2 separate regions of the Homo sapiens genome follow, and region 1 is linked to region 2. A link is a contact called in ENCODE Hi-C or POLR2A ChIA-PET data. All regions are on one chromosome and are shown on one strand. Each heading gives the region's core, a stretch centred on a gene start or an enhancer-like site at or near the end of the contact. The rest is flanking DNA. Distances are from core to core; before and after follow the strand shown.

What was found. Hi-C counts contacts between places; a loop is a spot of excess contacts on that map. ChIA-PET counts read pairs that join two places held with the same protein, here RNA polymerase II (POLR2A). Pooled maps may share reads with other maps.
Region 1: a loop to region 2 is called in a pooled map, with 5 times the contacts of the local background. The contact joins two enhancer-like sites. A Hi-C loop is called at or near these places in 1 of 168 maps with a recorded cell type or tissue (PC-9) and 5 of 50 pooled maps. POLR2A ChIA-PET finds 5 or more read pairs at or near these places in 1 of 52 experiments (activated naive CD4-positive, alpha-beta T cell).

What each region holds. Positions count from the first base shown.
Region 1 is chr3:108,861,945-108,866,420 of GRCh38, reverse strand. No RefSeq gene overlaps it. Among named protein-coding and RNA genes, the nearest start is that of TRAT1, 41 kb to the right of the region's middle. Within about 2 kb of position 2,945, at least 6 of the 41 ENCODE cell types and tissues checked have a DNase peak (open chromatin) inside an H3K27ac peak, as active enhancers do.
Region 2 is chr3:108,803,713-108,808,558 of GRCh38, reverse strand. No RefSeq gene overlaps it. Among named protein-coding and RNA genes, the nearest start is that of TRAT1, 17 kb to the left of the region's middle. Within about 2 kb of position 2,003, at least 2 of the 41 ENCODE cell types and tissues checked have a DNase peak (open chromatin) inside an H3K27ac peak, as active enhancers do.

The DNA.
Region 1 (4,476 bases), core at 1,696-4,195, 57 kb before region 2:
CCTCAGCCTCCTAAGTAGCTGGGACTACAGGCACCTGCCACCAAGCCTAGGTAATTTTTTTTATTTTTAGTAGAGATGGGGTTTCACTATGTTGGCCATGCTGATCTCGAACTCCTGACCTCGTGATCTGCCCGCCTCGGCCTCCCAAAGTGCTGAGAGTAAAGGCATGAGCCACCATGCCCGGCCAATAGTAAGTATCTTTATACTCATTTTGAACAATATAAAACATTTAAAATACTTTGATTATCTCCTCCAGATAAATATGTTATTTTGGTCTAAGTTTTTTTAATCCAAAAATTGAAAAAATTTATAGTGCAATTTAATGGTTTCTTTTTCCAATTTATGTCTAAGTTTAACATTTTCTTTACTATATTTCTTATTGCAACTCAGACTTTCTGAAATCAATTTTCTTCTTCCTGAAATCTCTTCATAAAGTTCTTTTAAATAGTTCTATTCATTGTAAATTCTGTCATTTTTTATTTTTCTGAAAATGTCGAACAATTTTTGGAAAATATTTCAGTTGGTGCAAATAATTGGGGTTTTTGACATTCCTTTTAATGGCAAAACTGCAATTACTTTTGCACCAACCTAATAGTTTAGCTGGATGGACAATTCTAACTTCAGGGGTATTTTATCTCAGCATTTTAAGGATTTTACTCTGTATTATCCGTTTTCATGCTGCTGATAAAGACATACCTGAGACTGGGCAATTTACAAAAGAAAGAGGTTTAATTAAACTTACATTTCCACGCGTCTGGGGAAGCCTCACAATCATGGCGGAAGGCAAGGAGGAGTAAGTCACATCTCACATGGACGGCACCAGGCAGAGAGAAGCGCTTGTGTAGGGAAATTTCCCTTTTTATAACCATCAGATCTTGTGAGACTTATTCAATATCACAAGAACAGCACAGGAAAGACCTGCGCCCATGATTCAGATGCAATTACCTCCCACTGTGTCCCTCCAACAACACGTGGAAATTCAGGATGAGATTTGGGTGGGGACACAACCCAACCATATCAAATTCCATTATCTTTCTGGCTTGTATTGCTGCATTTGAGGAGTCAACTGTCAGAATAATAACTTCTTTATAATGACCTTTTTTCTCTGGCTACTTTAAGATCATCTCTTAGTCTTTGGTGTTCTGCAAATTCAGTATAAAGCATCTAGATATGGATTCACTGCACTTCCTAAATCTGCTTATTGATTTAATATCATTTCTGGAAAATTTTCAGGTATTTCGAATATTGCAAATTTTCCATTTTTATTCTCTTCAAGAACGTCAGTTACCTCTACATAAAGCTTCTTACTCTCTCTTTCAAGTATCTTAACATTTTTCATGTTTGTCATCTCTTTATACTTCATACTGAGTCATTTCTTCAGTTACTATCAATCACTAGCTATTTTAACTGATTTAACATCAAATGTTTTATATATTTCAAATAGCAAATATCTATATTTCTTTTCTAAAAGTTCTTTTTTCAAACTTGATTGGTCAATTTTGTTAATATGTTTTCTTCTCTTCATCTTTCCAATGCCCTAATTTATTATTTTAAAATGTAAAGAGTTATATTATAACATGTATATAATTCCAATATTTTGGAGGGTCTGGTGAGAATTTTGCTTGTTTGTTTGTTTTTTGAAATGGAGTCTCACTCTGTCGCCCAGGCTGGAGTGCAGTGGCGCTATCTCGGCTCACTGCAAGCTCCGCCTCCCGGGTTCAGGCCATTCTCCTGCCTCAGCCTCCCGAGTAGCTGGGACTACAGGCGCCTGCCACCACGCCCGGCTAATTTTTTTGTATTTTTAGTAGAGACGTGGTTTCACCATGTTAACCAGGATGGTCTCAATCTCCTGACCTCGTGATCCGCCCGCCTTGGCCTCCCAAAGTGCTGGGATTACAGGCGTGAGGCACCGCGCCCGGCCGAGAATTTTTAACACAGATAAATGAAATAAAGCCCTAATTCAGATGTTTATAATTTATCTGAGATTCAAAAATGGCTCTGACACATTGTTAAAGTGCTAAGTAGAGGACCAGGTCGTGTGATTTTGGAATATATAGTAAGGACAACAAATTTACATAATGCCGTTGAAGGGGCAGGTCAAAGGAGGCTTAATGAAGGTTGTGATGTTTAAGCTAAATCTCAAGGATGGGGAAGATTATCTTAGGCAGGGAAAGTTGAATCACAGAGCCTTGAAAATGCATGGTATGCTTAGGAAGCAGTAGTCAAGTGTGGTTGGTATATAGGAGATGCTGTGAATGAATACAATTTGAAAGATGTTTGGGGACTGGGCAAAGAAGACATAAGATGCTAGTTAAGTAGTTTTGATAGAGATGAGACAACCAAGGGTCCCCGGCGAAACCTCGCCTTCAAGCCTAAAACGGCCTGAAGGCTGAAAAACCAGACTGCTGGTCCCAGATGAAGCTGCCCTCTCCTGACTGAATACTGCCCACCTGCGCACTGGGAGGACAGGGTGCAGCCTCGGGAAGTTCATGCCATTGGCAGGGGGAGGAGCCTGGCCTCTTCAGTTCCTGGTTGGTGACCTGGAATTCAATCTGTGAGGTGGAAAACCTGCTAGCAGGACTTTCTCTCACTTTGCTGAGAGTTATTTTTCCTTTTTCCTTTTCACCCAATAATTTCTACTCCTCACCCTTCTATGTGTCTGTGAGCCTAATCCTTCCTGGTCATGTGACAAGAACCCGGTTTTAGCTGAACTAAGGAGAAAGTTCTGCAACAGTTTGGCCTTTCACATCTAAATAAATGCTTATCAAATGGTGATTCAAGGGTCATATTACATAAGAATCACCAGGCTGTTAATGCGTAGATTTCTAGGCTCCAATAGAAAACTTATGAGTCAGAATCACTGAAGTATGTGACTCACATATGTATGCTTTATAAAATCCCCTGGTGATTTTTTACTTCTCATTGAAGTTTGAGAACAATTGGTCTAAGCAATGAAAATCAGTAGGGGTTTTTTAAAAGAGGAGGGAAATAATCTGAGCTATGTCTTAGACACACTCTGAGAGTAAGCAGAAGACTTGGGGAAGAGAGATAAATCACAAGTCTATTGTAGTAAGTCAGGTGAAAGATGCCATGAGCCTGGATGAGGGAAAAAGAAAAATGAAATGGGATATAGTAACAAAATCCACAGGCCTTTGTCCCTTAATTGGGTAAGAGGCAAGGGTGAGGGCTGAGTAAACTGCCCCAAGTGATTTTGGTTGTATTCTCCCATCTCTCTGCTCAGTCTCTTGGTTCTGGCTTCATCCTCAGAGTAGTAACAAGATGACTGCAGCAGTTCTGGGTGTCATATCAGATGCAAAAGTGCTCAGATAGGTGATGAGAAACCATTTCTTCCTGTGGCTCTGTTACAATACCCTTGAACTAATTATGCCCCACCTTGATTTCCTTTTCTCACCTGGGGAACGGCTCGATTTCCTGTGAGACACGTGGCTGAATGAGGGTGGGGAAAGTGCATATGCAAAACCGGGGACTGTTGTTGATAGCCCCAAACACCGACTGGGCACTGGGTTGGCCATTACACTGGAATAGTGACTAGCACATAGTGGGCTTACACAAATTTTTGTAGGAAGAATGCCTTACAGGGTCATTTTGAAAATAACAGCTCCTTGCATTTTGCCTACTTCTCCATTTTACTACCTCAGCTGCCCCTTCTTATAATAGCTTGTTAGGTAGATTTAAATAGATATTGTTCCCGATAAATTAGCTAGACCCTTCATCTCTGTGTTAAAAAAAAGTTGCAGTCATAGGCTTTAACTTTTCCATTATGCCTGTCAGAAAAAAAGAAAGTGCCAGTGATTATTTTTTTGTATGACCTAGTAATCTTTCAAGCATTTATATTGTTTAAAAACACTGAGGTGGCCGGGTATGGTGACTCACACTTGTAATCCCAGAAGTTTGGGAGGCTGAGGTGGGTGGATCATTTGAGGTCAGGAGTTCGAGACCAGCCTGACCAACATGGTGAAACCCCATCTCTACTAGAAATACAAAAAAAATTAGCAGGGCATGGTGGAGGATGTCTGTAGCCCCAGCTACTTGGGAGGCTGAGGCAGGAGAATCGCTTGAACCTGGGAGGTGGAGGTTGCAGTGAGCTGAGATTGTGCCACTGCACCCCAGCCTGGGTGACAGAGCGATACTCCATCTCAAAAACAAACAAACAAACAAACAAGCACTGAGGTGTCAATTATAATATTACAAGGGCAAGTAAGATAACCAATCAGAATTGCACGTTTCTTCTGGTTATTATCACAGGGCATTGCAACAAACTAGTCTTCAAAGTCTTAGAAGAATCTCTTCTAACCATACTTCCAAGGACAAATTTATATTAACAGAGAATAGAAGAAGTTGGCAACAGTTATGAATATTCACACAAGTCTCCTTGTTGCACAGAAGCAAGATTGATATTCTTGTGAATGTTCTTAATTTAATACCTTATCACATCAGACTATTTGAATTTATTTT
Region 2 (4,846 bases), core at 754-3,253:
TTGGTAAGGTGATTCTCTTCAGTTGAGGCAATACCTGAAGGGAGCTGATAGCTTGAGGCTAGTCTTCAAGAAACCCTCCCAGCAGCTGGGTAATCAGCACTTTATTCCTGAAGGGGGATCTGGGTGGTACATTACAGTGTTCATTACAATTTGAAAATAACGAATGAGGTACACTAAATTTGTCTTACAACAGAGCCTGTATAGCAGATGCTATTAGTTGCCTAGTCAAAATTCAACTTCTCCCTGTGGTCTCATTTGTTTGAAACAATGAATGTGCCCAACCCACATAGGGGAACATAGGCACCTAAACCAATTATGAGAAACCTAGTCACTGATTTTCTTTTCTTTCTTTTTATTTTTTTTGAGATGGAGTCTTACTCTGTTGCCAGTCTGGAGTGCAGTGGCGCGATCTTGGCTCACTGGAACCTCTGACTCCCTGGTTCAAGCGATTCTCCTGCCTCAGCCTCCCAAGTAGCTGGGATTACAGGTGCGTGCCACCACGACCAGCTAATTTTTGTATTTTTAGTAGAGATGGGGTTTCAACACGTTGGCCAGGATGGTCTCATTCTCCTGACCTCATGATCCGCCCGCCTCGGCCTCCCAAAGTGCTGGGATTACAGGCATGAGCCACCACGCTCTGCCTATTCACTGATTTTCTGAAGCCTCCCGCTGCCCTCCCATCCTTCACAGTTGTTAGATGTAGTAGATCATGTAGCCTGATTCCAGATAATAAGACCCAAGGAAGTGTTTGCTATAGGGATTATGAAAAATATTTTGTTTTATTCATTGTTTAAAATTTATTTGTTTATTTTTTTGAGATGAGTCTCTCTCTGTCGCCCAGGCTGGAGTGCAGTGGTGCGATCTCAGCTCACTGCAACGTCTGCCTCCCGGGTTAAAGCAATTCTCCTGCCTCAGCCTCCGGAGTAGCTGGGACTACAGGCGCCCGCCACCACGCCAGGCTAATTTTTTGTATTTTTAGTAGAGACGGGGTTTCACCATGTTAGCCAGGATGGTCTTGATCTCCTGACCTCATGATCCGCGCACCTCAGCCTCCCAAAGTGCTGGGATTACAGGAGTGAGCCACCGTGCCCGGCCTTGTTTTATTGTTAAAAGGTACAGATAAAGCTGACATCCCCTGACCTCTCCTAATACACCTTCCTCTTTCTTGAACACAGCTACAGTGCTTTTAGCTGCAGCAGCCTTCTTATAACCAAGAGGAGGAGGTCAGGAAAACTTCTGAGTGTGTTCTGACGTTGCTGAGCTGCTGAAAAGCCATAAATCTATCTCTGGGTTTCTTGCTTTTTAAAGAAAAATAATCCATAATTGTTTAAGTAGCTAAAATGGATTATTCTGTTACTTGCAGCAAAGCATAATCCAAACAGATCCTAGAATTATAAAATGGGATGGTAACTCTATTGAGGATTTTGTTAAAATATATAGTTGATATGTATGATGGGTGCATGTGTTTACCAAATTGTGGTGTATTTTTAATAAATTTGAAAACATCAAATACTATACCCTCCTTCTGGGGTTTCATGTTGCACATTAGCCTTAATGGTGTTAAAGATTAGCATTTAGATGTTCTGTCATAAACATGACTATTTCAAGTTTATGCTTCAGAAAAATATGCTTCTTAAATTTTATCTTAAATATATTTGACCAAAAATCACCTGTTAAAACTTTACCTACTAATACAGAATAGATTGGGAAACATTATTTCGCTTGTGTTCTAACTCACAGTCCACTAACTCATTCCCTATTTCTGTGATTGCTTTCTGAAGTAGTGTTCCTAGGAGTATCCGGTTTAAGTTGAATTAAGTCAAAACAGTAAAATATAGTTACTTTTTTTCTTATGCCTATGATTAGATTACTCCACCAAGCAAACTAGCTCTGACGTATTGACATGTTGAGTTGTGTTTTAGGATGTGGTCAAAGCCCAACAGAGAAATATGTGTAGCAGCACATTTGCAGCATCATTTGCTGGTCACAACTAACATCCTGTGTCTTTCTACACCAGTTATTTTTATCTGCCTGCAATCAGTCCCCTTTCACTGCTCTACCATTTTGCTTACTGACAGTGCAGAAACAGAGATAAGAGGTAGAGTATGCAGCTTCCTATGCGGAAGGAGTTCTTCTATTTTGACAAAGGAAGTGATAGTTGTGGCCACCTTAACAAAAGTCCTGAGTTGCATTTGATTGTGTAGCTTCACGGCCTGGTATCTCTATATATTATATCGTGATCTGCTGAGAGGGGCTTAAGTACACTCCCTCCCAGCCATTCTTGTGTGAATGACTGGATATGAGGCTTGCTTTGCTCTTTCACCTGCTTCTTTAAAAATGCTTTATTTTTATTTGTAGTGATTCAGGCATTCTGAAGAGTGACACAGGATGTCTTGTAGATCTTAATTTAATTAAGAAATTAAAACTCGCTGAAACCTAACTTTTTTTCTTCCTCCATCTTCCACATCTTGATAATAGCACTATCATCACCCAGAAATCTAGTTCCAGCCAGAAATCTGGAACTCATTCTTGCTACCTTGGCATACTCTCTCTGTTGCCCAGGCTGGAGTGCAATGGTGTAATCTTGGCTCACTGCAACCTCTGCCTCCTGGGTTCAAATGATTCTCGTGCCTTAGCCTCCCCAGTAGCTGGAATTGGTGTTGGACAGGTGCCCAACACCAAGTCCTGTTAATTTGTGTACTTTTAGTAGAGGTGAGGTTTTTACCCTGTTGTCCAGGCTGGTCTTGAACTCCTGACCTCAAGTGATCCGCCCGCCTTGGCCTCCCAAAGTGCTAGGATTACAGGCGTGAGCCAACATGCCTGGCCAGAAGACCTGGTAATTCATTCACACCATTCCTCTACTGCCTCCTCCAGGCCAAGCATTATCATCCCTAGCCTCCCTACCTCTTTCTACACTTACGGGTTTTATGACCCCTTCCCCACATAGCCTCCAGAATAATATTTTTAAAACTATTTTAGATCAAGCCACTCCCTTAATTAATGGGAGTTTTCAATGGCTTTACATTGCACTGAGATTAAAATTTCAACTCCTTCCCATCCCCTAAGACCCTGCAGAGTCTGGACCCTGCCCTGTTTTCCAATTTCAATATTTAACACTTTCTCTTCTGCTCTCTACTCTAGAGCAAATGTTAGCAAACTACATACAGCCCATGGGCCAAATCCACCCTATCATTTGTTTTTGCAGATGAAGTTTTATTGGAACATACCGACATTCATTCCTTTATGTATCATCTGTGCCTGTTATTATACTACAGTAACAGACTTGAATAGTTCCAACAGAGAACATATTGTCTGCAAAGCCTAAAATATTACCATCAAGGCCTTTAGAACAAGTTTGCCAACCCCGCCTTTAGAGCCTCATTGGCCTCCTTTTCTCTCCTTAAGATAAACTCTTTATTACCTATGGCCTTTGCACTTGCCGAAGCCTCTGCTTGGCGAGGGTTCTGTTCTTTATGAAGCTTCTTTCATCTTTTCCTCAATGACTCAGCTCAAACTCAGCTCAAGTATACAGAAAGGTTTCCCATTAGAACTCAAGTAAAGTAGGGCACTTTTTTCCCCAGGTACATGCCATTCCATCATATCCCACTTTTGACAGTATAGCACACATTAAAATAGAAATATCTTGCTTAAGTTTTTGTTTGTTGTCTACTTTGCCTGCATAAGACTCTATGTAAGCTCCAGGAAGCCAGGCCCCTGTCTATCTTCTTCAGCATTCCTTCTCCAATACCTGGAAAGTGGCTGTGCGTAGTAAGTACTCATCAAATATTTGTTGATTTAATGTAGTAACAATTGTAACCCACTTTCCTGAATGGCATTCAATCATTTAGCTTCATCTCCAGTATAAACTTCCATAGGAAATATAATGCTCTTTCTTCAAATCAGCCTAGAATGCATGAGAGGGTAACAACAAAGACTCTATTATTGCAGCTCCTAGAGGTAGTCAAGTTGCTAGTTGTATTCATTCATGCATGCATCTATTCATTCAACAAATATTTCTTGACTGCCGACTCTGGAAAGTATGGAGCAAGACAAGATTTACAAAAACTATCCATTTGTCAGAAGTGTGACTAGCATCTTAATATGACTAAGAGATTTCTTTTTTCCAATTTTTAACTAATGCATAGTAACTGTACATGTTTATGGAGTACACGTAATATTTTGATACATGCATACAATGTGTAATGATTGAATCAGGGTAATTGGGATATCCATCACCTTAAACATTTATTATTTCTTTGTGTTGTTAACATTTCAAATCTTCTAGTTATTTTGGAATACACAATAAATTATTGTTATAATCATCCTACTGTGCTATTGAATACTAAAATTTATTCCTTCCAACTGTATTTCTATACCTATTAACCAACCTCTCTTCATCTCTCACTTTTCCCTACCTGTCCCTGCCTCTGGTAATGCCATTCTACTCTCCACCTCTATAAAATCAATTTTTTTAGCTCCCACATATGAGTTAGAACATGTAATATATATCTTACTGTGCCTGGTATATTTCACTTAACATAATGACCTCCAATTCCATCCATGTTGCTATAAGTGACAGGACTTCATTCTTTTTTACGGCTGAATAATATTCCATTGTGTACATACACTACATTTTCTGTATCCATTCATCTGCTGATAGACACTTAGGTTGATTTCATATCTTGGCTACTGTGAATAGTGCTGCAATAAACATATGAGTGCAGATATCTCTTCAGTATACTAATTTCCTTTCTTTTGGATATATACCCAGTAGTGAGATTGATGGATCATAGAGCAGTTCAATTTTTAGTGTTTTGAGAATCTTCCATACTGTTTTCTATAGTGG